2 separate regions of the Homo sapiens genome follow, and region 2 is linked to region 1. The links are chromatin loops, found by intact Hi-C in ENCODE. Cell type or tissue: PC-3. All regions are shown on one strand. Links, peaks and the distances in the headings refer to the core of each region. The heading gives the core; the rest is flanking DNA.

Region 1 (5,396 bases), core at 60-5,059:
TATGATTTTTAAACAGCTTGTGCAATTAAATGTCAGTTTTCCACTTTCATACTAAAGTAAAATAGATTTTCTTGAGGCAACTGCCTTTTGAAAAACAATAATAAAAGTTCCTCTGACAAAAGCTTTCCCTGCAAAAATACAAAGTTAAAAGGTCAATTTTCAGAAAGGAAAATTGATAAAATAATGGAAAACACAATTTTTAATCTAAAATACAAAGCACATTTTTATCTACACTGCAAGTAGGATAAACACATGTGGATAAAGAGCAGATGTGGATTTCCAAATACTATCCACAACCTAATATGCTGTCAAAAAAAAAAAACAAAAAAACAGATGACATGGCCAAAAAAAAAAGTAGTTTTCTATTCCATTTATTAAAGGAGATTAGTATAAAGGCAAAAAGATAGCCCTATGAATAGAAAGAACAGTTTATCAATACACTGTCAATTTCTGGTATTTTCCTTCATTAATTACCACTGCATTAGAAAACAAAAGTAATGAACAGTCCCTGACTTACAATGATTTGACTTTGGAGTTTTCAGCTTTATGATAGTGTGAAAGTGATACATGTTCAGAAGAAACCTTACTTTGAGTACCCATACAACCATTCTGTTTTTCACTTTCAGTACAGTATTCAATTAATTACATAATATATTCAATAGTTTATTATAAAACAGGTTTTATGTTAGGCTATTTTGCCCAACTGAAGGCTAATGTAAGTGTTGAGCACATATAAGGTAAGCTACGCTAAATTGTGATGTTTGGTAGGTTAGGTGTTTTAAATCCATTTTTGACTTATGATATTTTCAACTTAAGATACCTTTAACAGGAAGGAACTCCATTGTAAGTTGAGGAGTATCTGTATATCTGGGGAGAGAACAGTTAAAATAAATTTAAGTATCTCAGAACAAATCTATCTCTTTCTCATCAACATAACTGATTATCTAAATATTATCCTAGATAGCAAAACAGGTAAGTTTTGAATTTACATATTGAAACTACAGGGTGATATGTGTAAATCGGTGAGGCAGCAAAACAACAAATAATCAAACAAAATCCAGCAGGGAAATTGGGAGAGTGCAATGAGGGCTGGGTCAGGGTTTCAAGACATAAGGTGATAATATCCTTGTGACAAAGCTAATTTAAAATAAAAAGTCAAATCTGCCCAGACAAAGTTTCTGAACAATCAATCTTGAATACACTCATCTTTTTATAAGTTAAAAGGAAAAGGTTCATTATACTTCAAGAGGAAACAAAAAGGTCTATGGAATTTGACTCAAAATAGTACATTTGGCCAAGAAAGTTACAGAACAAAATACAGTCATGTGTCACTTAACAATGGGGATATGTTCTGAGAAGTGCATCCTTAAGTGATTTTGTCATTGTGCAAACATCACAGAGTGTACTTACACAAACCTAGATGGTATAGTCTACCCAGGCCATATGATATAGCCTGTTGCTTTTAGGCTACAAACCTGTACAGCATGTTACTGTATTCAACACTGTAGGCAACTGTAACACAATGGTATTTGTGTCTAAACATATCTAAACAAAGAGCAGGCACAGTAAAAATAATGTATAAGAGATTAAAAAACGGTATGCCTGTATAGGGCACTTACCAGCAATGGTACTTGCAGGACTGGAAGTTGCTCTGGGTGAGTCAGTGAGTAAACTCTTTGCTCTGGGTGAGCAAAGAGTGAATGTGAAGGCCCAGGACATTACTGTACACTACTATAGATTTTATAATAAACACGGTACAATAAGACTATGCTAAACTTATTTTAAAACTTTTCTTTCTTCAGGAATTAATCTGTAACTTACTTTATAAATTTTTTATTTATTATTTTTTTTTTTTACTTTTTGACTCTTATAATAACACTTAGGTTAAAACAACATGTTATACAGCTGCACAAAAATATTTTCTTCTTTATATCCTTATCCTATAGGCTTTTTCCTATTTTTAAATTTTATTTATTATTTTACTTTTTAAACTTTTTTGCTAAAAACGAAGACACAAACACATATATTAGCCTAGGCCCGTAGGTCAGGATCATCAATATCACTGTCTTCCACCTCTACATCTTATTTCCCTGAAAGGTATTCAAGGGCAATAATATGCATGAAGCTGTCATCTCGTACGTTTACAAGGCCTTCTTTATGGAATATCCCCTGTAGGACCTGCCTGAGGCTGTTTTACAGTTAATTTTTTTTTATAAGCAGAGTACACACTACAATGATAAAAATGTATAGTATAGGTAATACATAAGCCTGTAACACAGTTGTTTATTATCAAGTATGATGTACTATACAAATGGAATGTGCTATACTTTTATATGACTAATAGCACAGCAGGTTTGTTTACACCAGCATTGCCACAAGAGTAATGCACTATGCTACCACATCATAATGGTTATGACATTATGATGGCTACAGTGTTACTAAGCCATAGGAATTTTTCAGCTCCATTATAATCTTATGGGACACATTTGTACATGCAGTCTGATGTTGACCAAAACATGGTTACGCAGCACATGACTGTGTCTAGAATGTGACTGCAGTAACAACCCTCACTCACCAAAACTCAGTCTTGCCAGAAGGGCACATAGATGATGCAGCACACATAATGATATTATATTAACTAACTTTAGTTAGGTAACTAATATTAACTAATTTTTAATGGTTAATTATAACGGATAAAATGATGTCACAAGTGCACTGAAGCTCTTTTTTTTAGCCCTTAATTATTACTGCTTTTTCTAAGAGTTTCTCTGAGAAGTTATTTGGAAAGAAGACAGACAATGTGAAAAAATATAATGGCAGAAATTTAAATATGGAAACTATGTTAATGATTCACCGGAGAAACTCAAATGTTATAAATTATTTCCTCAACATAGATGATTAATTTCCAATTTCCAAACACGTTCTCTTGACCAGTCCTTGCAATAATTAAGATAAAACTGAAATGGCTCGTCAGTGTTGATGATAAATTCTGTTTGGAAGATGATATGGTTTGGTTGTGTCCACACCCAAATCTCATCTTGAATTGTAATCTCCGTAATTCCCACATCATGGAAGTAATTGCATCATGGGGGCAGCTTCCCCCATGCTGTTCTCATGATAGTCAGTGAGTTCTCATGAGATCTGATGGTTTTATAAGTTTATGGTATTACCCCTGCTTGCACTCATTCTCTCTCTTCAGCCCTGTGAAGAGGTGCCTTCCGCCATGATTGTTAAGTTTCCTTAGGCCTGCTCAGCCATGCTAAACTGTAAGTCAATTAAACCTCTTTCCTTTATAAATTACCCAGCCTCAGGTATGTCTTTATTAGCAATGTGAGAATGGACTAATACAGAAGACATAAAAATTACTGGTCACTACAAGGAAATATCCCATAATTATTGCCTCAAAGCACATTACTATCTAAACTGAACCTTCATCATTATAACTGGTCTAAAGCTCTGTAAGTTGCAGCACATCTAGCCAATCAATTTTGGCAAGACATGTTATAATTTTCCAGAATAAACAAGTTTGAAAATGACAGCAAAATGAGGGAAAAAGATGGACCCACACTGTCTCTATTTGATATAAATTTTGTATGTCTAAGAAGAGAAAGTTAGGAGACTGGAAAGCAAAATATGTCACTTCCTAGACTCTTCAGCCATGGGAGGTTAAATATCCTGGCTGATAAGAAGGCCCTCTGCTATGCGCACCCTCCTCCTGCTCTCGTAACCTTTGCTTTCTTGTTTTGGGTGCATAATTAGAATCAGTTGAGTCTATTTCCATACTACCTCTTTTCCTTCTATTCCATTCAATGAAAATTTACTAAACACTTAATACGTTGAGACACTGTAATAAGCAAGGTGACTTACCGGTAAACAAAACATGAGTAAAAAATACTGATTCCAAAATTCTAGTTTAACAATTACTTGACATTGAAATTATGTGATTCAAATAAATATATTATTTTTTAGAAAAAAAAACCTAAATAGGAAAGATTCAATAAAGATGAGTAACTCTCAACTGTTAATTTGGTTTGGCAGAACAGCTGTAGATGAATGGGGATACTCAAGGTACCTCAGAGTATCTTAAGTTATCACTCTACTTGATAGATGCCAAACACTAAAATTAATAAAATATGGTTTAGAAAAGAGGTATTACAGAGCTCCAATGAGCAGACTATTCTTAAAAAATTATTTGCCCTAAGACAAATGAAATCAATGTATATTTATGTTTTATGTTAAAATCATTAAACATAAATATAAAACATTAAATGATTATTTACTTACCCTTTTAAATTAACTACTAACTACTGATACCAACCTGGAAACCCCGACACATTCAAAATTACTGGTGAAAGTAAAAAATGGTAGAATCACCATAAAAGGAAATACGATAATATCTAACAAAATTACAAATGTATTTACCCATAACACAACAATCCCACTTTTACAACAAACCAGCACAAGTACAAAATGACACCTGGACAAGATTACTCTTTGTAGTACTGTTAATAGTGGCAAAAGACTGACAATAGCCTAAGAATCCATAAAATAAGGCACTGGTTGAATAACTATGGTAGTTCTTCATCCATGCATCCTACAAAAGGATGAGGAAAATGCCCATTTACTGAGAGAAAAAGATCTGCAAGAAACAGAGCTAAATCAAAAAAGCAAAGTACTGAAGGGTATACATAGTTTCCTGCATTGTATATAACTGGGAGAAATGGGTATTGAAAACATATATATATATATAATATATATAATATAATATATATATTATATATAATATATATTATATATACACACACATAAACATATATTTATATTTGCATATATATTTGCATATTTTTTTGTTTGTGTTAAAAAATTGGAAGAAGAAACAAGAGACTAATAAAAGTAAGGTGGAAAGGTTGGGGTACAGTGGTAGAAGGAACAAGGAATGAGCATGTATATCTTTCCATACAGTTTTGATCTCTGAATTATATACATATGTTACCAATTCAAAATACCATCTTAACAAAATATCTTTTAAAAAATGAAACAGTAATTAAAGTTGTATATAGAATAACATGAAGTTTATTGCTTTGCTTCCATTTATAAGTGAAACAATTTATTTTATACACTGCAATCTCTAAAAGATGATCAAACTTTGCAGTTTCCACCTCCATCTGAGATCTAATTTCTTGTCTGAATTTTTCTCTATATTAGTTGCGTAGCCCTGGCTGGTCCCTTAGTTAAAAAAAAAAAATTAAAAAAATAACCCCAAGGACTTTTGGTGGTGACAGAATACAGATCTCATCTGTCTCCACCAAAGAGACACCTTCTTAAACATGGAAGCAAAGGTAAAGTGACTTGCTATGATTTGTGACTCCAACCTGCATTTTTTTTTTCTCCCTCTC
Region 2 (5,396 bases), core at 227-5,226, 470 kb before region 1:
CTGATCCCAACTCCACCAAAGATCACAGGGGTCCAATAAATATTTCTTATTGATGTTAATAATGATGTGGATGGGCCGGGCACAGTGGCTCACACCTGTAATCCCAACACTTTGGGAGGGTGAGGTGGGCAGATCATGAGGTCAGGAGTTCGAGACCAGCCTGGCCAATATGGTAAAACCCCGTCTCTACTAAAAGTACAAAACTTACCTGGGCATGGTGGCATGCACCTGTAGTCCCAGCTACTTGGGAGGCTGAGGCAAGAGAATTGCTTAAACCCAGGAGGCAGAGGTTGCAGTGAGCTGAGATCACACCACTGCACTCCAGCCTGGGTGACAGAGCAAGACTCCATCTCAAAAAATAATAATAATAATAATAATGATGAAGATGATGTGGATGATCAAAATAGACCAGGGTTCAACAAACTAAGGCCCAACAGGCCAAATCTGACCCACTGCCTGTTCTAGTAAATAAAGTTTCATTGAACACAGCATATCCATTCATTTGCATGTCGCTTATGAGTGCTTTCATGCTATAAAAGCAGAGTTGAGGCCAGGCGCAGTGGCTCACACCTGTAATCCCAACACTTTGGGAGGCTGAGGTGGGCGAATCATGAGGTCAGGAGTTTGAGACCTGCCTGGCCAACATAGTGAAACCCCATCTCTACTAAAAATACTAAGAATTAGCTGGGTGTGGTGGCAGGCGCCTGTAATCCCAGCTACTTGGGAGGCTGAGGCAGGAGAATCAATTGAGCGCAGGAGACAGAGGTTGCAGTGAGCCGAGATCACGCCACTGCACTTCAGCCTGGGCGACAGTGTGAGACTCCGTCTCAAAAAACAAAAAAAAAAAAACAAAAAAAAAAAACAAAAAAAAAAATGCAGAGTTGGGTAGTTGGGATAAAACCACATGACTCACAAAACATAACATATTTACTATCTGTTCCATTACAGGAAAAGTTTGACAGCTCCTCATTTAGAAGATCCCTAAGGAGTCATTAAGTGGTAATTGTCACAAAGTTTTCACGTGTAACAAATATTCTTCAGAATCTGCTGTCGTCTTATAAATCCACCAATCTCATTATCAACCCTCCCCTGTGACTGAGGCCCTGATTTCTTTCTTATTTGCCATTTCTCCGTGTCTGCAATTATTCACAAGATAACTGGGGCATCTACTACCATTGATTCTTCTTCTTTAGTAAACACAAAAAAATGAATAATCAGAGAAAGATGTGGTAAAGACTCTAACAATGCATTCAGAAGTCAACAGCAGGGATTGTAAGCAATCTCTCGTTGTCATTTTAGTTGGGGTATTTGACATAACCCATAAAGCATCCCTCAGTGACATACCTGAAGGCTGTTACTTGGAAAGTTGAGCCAGTAAACTCAAAGAAGAAATATGATATATAGCACAGCTTATTATCAAAAAGGTTTGCACCTCTGCCTTAACTAACATATCCCAGTCAAATGAATGATAGTGAAACTGAAATAACATGAAACAGCCAAAAATATATTGTTTATCATTTCAAAGTAAAATGCTAGACAAGGTCAAGGATAATGTATAGTATCTCACAAGAAATATTATCCCTAGAGCATGACGATTTTCCACATGATATTCTGGAATTTTAAAAAAAATTAAAATATTGATTATATGGGTCTTCTTTCCTCTGTAGTTGCTGTTTCATTTGACATATGATTAGAATTATGCAATTTATCTTTCTTCCTTCCGAGAAGTTGAGAAATATCAGAATTTTGAACTGGAAGGATCTTAGTTCAACCCTTTGAATTTTATTGGATGAAATTGAGGCCCAAACCACACACCCAACGGAAGAAAAACTGAACTAAAACTAAGATCTTCTGACTCTTAGTCAAAAATTCTTTTTTACACCATGATGAGTCCATTTATCTTCACCTGTTGGATATGTCAGTAGATAATTACTTGGTGAAGAAATACTAAGAGGAAGCTTTGTTGTATATACTTCCTTCGTGGTGATTTAAGTTAAATTCTGAGGCCCTAAGCAAAACTTTTAGAAAAGGTCCCATCACTGTTGATTAACTGCAGAAGAACTGAAGAGTAAACAGCTGTTCAAAGGAAAGTCCTCATCTTAGTGAGGTCAGTCCCACTTGGGCTGACCTCACTAAGACGCAGGCACCGCTCTGCTCAGGCAGTAGTTACGACCAACCGCCTTTGGAAAAACTTGTAGTTCTTTTTTTGGTTACTCCCACTGCCCCTCCTGTTCCCTAGAGTGCACAGTAAAGACTAGATGGCTTCTGTATAATGACTGTGGTCAGCTATAAATATAAGGAAAATGAACATGCAACGTCTTGATGTCAAGCTAATTTTAGCTTAACAGTTTCATTTTAAGTATGCCCAACCAAGACTGGACACACCATGGTTCAAGTTTTAAAAATAGAAATTACAAAACCACAGCGTGGAACCCAAATTGTTCAGATTGTAGTAACAGTGACTGAAATGCTCTTGGTGATGTTGCCAACAGGAGGCCCTTCAATGCACAGTGGTGAGCTCCCAAACCACATGGATAAATAGATTCGGTCACCCCTATGAGGTGAACAATAGACCCTATGTTGTGGCTTCGGTTCTGTTGTCATGAATGTAAATAATTTCTCATCATTCATATGTGGACAATGCTCTGTGTGTTACAGAACACATTCTGTGGGCAGGTGTGGAAAAGTTTTCTTACCAAGTTTTATATACTGCCATCTCAATCTTTTACCTTACCTTTTGGAGTTAGCAGCGTGTCTGACTACTGTTTCAATCCACAGAACAGCTACAGAATCTGTCTGAAGATTCCAGCCTGCTATTTTTCTTCAAATCTGGGTTTCAATCTTGGTTAATGTTTGCCCAGAAATATGTAATTGCGGACTTCCTCCTCATAAACCCTTCCAGAGTGTAGGCTGCCAGTCTAGCATGCTATTATTATCTCTTTGCCTCAGGGCTAACGCAGGGTGTGCCCTCGTAGTCACAGGATAGATGATAACCTGCTCCCTGCCAGGAAGCCAGGATGGTTAGCAGCTGCCGCTAAGAAAAAACACATCTTGCATGTGTCCAGTATTGTTTGTATTTCTTCTCCTTTGGATAAACAAATTTTAACTGGTTTATTAAAAACTCACAGGCTGGGCACGGTGACTCACGCCTGTAATCCTAGCACTTTGAGAGGCCCAGGCGGGTGGATTGCCTGAGCTCAGGAGTTTGAGATCAGCCTGAGCAACACTGTGAAACCCCCATCTCTATTAAAATACAAAAAAATTAGCTGGACGTGGCAACATGTGCTTGTAATCCCAGTTACTTGGGAGTCTGAGGCAAGAGAATTGCTTGAACCCCAGAGACGGAAGTTGCAGTGAGCTGAGATCACGCCATTGCACTCCAGCCTGGGCAACAGAGTGAGACTCGGTCTCAAAAAAAAATAATAAAAAGTAAATAAATAAATAAAAATAAAAACTCATGCTCGCCTTTTTCTTTCTTTTTTCTTTTTCTTTTTTTGAGAACTCATTTACTCTATTCACATTAGTGACTGTGATTTGGATGTGCCTGTTCTCTGTTCCTCACTCAACCTAACTTACAGAGGAATTATTTTCCATTCATTGAATGTCACTTCCTTGTGAGGCTCTGTTACACACCTGCCCCCCACCCACCTGCCCCCAGAACATGAGCACACACATACAGACAATATTAGAGTTTAAAGCAATATTTTTTGTTTTTGAGACAGGCTCTTGCTTTGTCACCCAGGCTGGAATGCAGTGGCACGATCATAGCTCACTGCAGCCTTGACCTCCTGGGCTCAAGTGATCCTTCCACCTTGGCCTCCTGGGTAGCTGGGATTACAGGTGTGTGCCACCATGCCCAGCTAATTTTTGTAGTTTTAGTAAAGATGGAGTTTTACCATGTTGTCCTGGCTGGTCTTGAACTCCTGGGCTCAAGCAATCTGCCTGCCTTGGCCTCCCAAAGTGCTGGGATTACAGGTGCAAGCCACTGTGCTCCACTTACTGCAACCTTCTTTAGGCTACCCTAGTACTGTATTACATCTCTATTATAAAATACCATGGGCTGACTTGTATTATATTTGCCTATGTCCCTTCACATTTACTTCTTCAGCTAGATTGACCTTCTTATTGATCTCTGTATTCTCAGGGCTTACCAGTTAGTTCAGGCCTAAAATAAACTTAATTAGTAATGTCTTTTGTACTAAAGTATGATTTACATATGTCAAATTCTCCCTTTTTCATGTACAGTTCCGTGAAATTTGATAAATACATGCAGTCATGTAACCACCACCACCACAATCAAGATATAGACAAGTTCCATTACCCCAAAACATATCCCATCCTATTGCAGCTAACCCCTTCCCCTCAGCCCCAGTCCCTGGCATCCCTGTTTTCTGTTCCTATGGTCCTGCATGTTATATATATATGAAAGCATTCAGTCTGCAGTCTTTAGAGTATGGCTCCTGTCACTTAATATAATGCATTTGAGATCCATCCAAATTATTACTGTTATTACTGTAGCAGTAGTTCATTCCTTTTTATTGCTAAGAAGTATTCCATTTATAAATCTGCCACAGTAATTATACCCATTCCCAGTTGAGAGACATTTGAGTTGTTTCCAGCTTGAGGAGATAGTGAATAAAGTAGCTATAAATAATCACATTCAGCTTTTTATGTGAATACACATTTTTATTTAATTTGGATAAATAACTAGAATAGGATTACTGGGTCATAGTAAGTACAGGTTTAACTTCATAAGAACCTGCTTAACTGTTTGCCAGAGGCTATATTTCCTTTCACATTCCCAGCAGCTATCTATGAATTCTAGTTTCTCTACATCCTCACCAACACGTAACATAATCAGTTTCTTTGTATTTTAGCCATTTTAATAGATGTAATTTTAATTTTCATCTCCCTAGAAATTAATGATGTTGAGCACATTTTAGTGTGTCTATTTGCCGTCCATACTTCTTTAGCAAAATGTCTACTCAAATATTTTATTCATTTTGGGGGGGTTGTTTGTTTTCTTGGAGTTTTAAAAGTTTTTTTGTATAGTCTGGACATGCATTCTCCACCAGATATGTGAATTACAAATATTTCTCCCAATCTGCTTAATAAATATTTTTAAATAAAAAAAAGTAGAAAAAAAACAGTTCTTTTGAAAAGGGTTTATGAGATTTGAATGCACAAATGATGCAGATTTATACCTTCACATCTACAAATGAGTATGCAAGATGCTTAGAATAAGGTAATAAAAAATGGTAATAGCAAATCTAAACCTACTACTGGGAAATTATTTAAGTGTAGCACACAGGGAGATTTGTTTTAGAGGGTATGCACATTTCTCAGATTGCTTTAAAAAATTATCATTTAAAAACTTTTTTTAAAGAAAACCATAA

Evidence for each region. A loop is a pair of places that touch in the nucleus more often than their neighbours do. Peaks named below come from ENCODE experiments on the same cell type or tissue, not always from the same donor. Only the 100,000 strongest peaks of a DNase experiment are listed, where the experiment ranks them.
Region 2: a loop joins it to region 1, with 5 times the contacts of the local background. A loop is called at or near these places in 2 of 110 quality-filtered maps.

The regions. Positions count from the first base shown.
Region 1 is chr4:123,117,708-123,123,103 of GRCh38, reverse strand. All of the region lies in intron 14 of AFG2A (AAA ATPase AFG2A), which reads right to left. Among named protein-coding and RNA genes, the nearest start is that of AFG2A, 200 kb to the right of the region's middle. In PC-3, for the core only: no CTCF peak of the experiment used is centred there; DNase peaks (open chromatin) are centred at 1,373, 1,653 and 2,433; H3K4me3 peaks cover 437 bases; H3K27ac peaks cover 2,876 bases.
Region 2 is chr4:123,585,874-123,591,269 of GRCh38, reverse strand. No RefSeq gene overlaps it. Among named protein-coding and RNA genes, the nearest start is that of LINC01091, 61 kb to the left of the region's middle. RefSeq lists an enhancer at 2,389-2,438. In PC-3, for the core only: no CTCF peak of the experiment used is centred there; DNase peaks (open chromatin) are centred at 2,569 and 2,969; H3K4me3 peaks cover 1,126 bases; H3K27ac peaks cover 2,592 bases.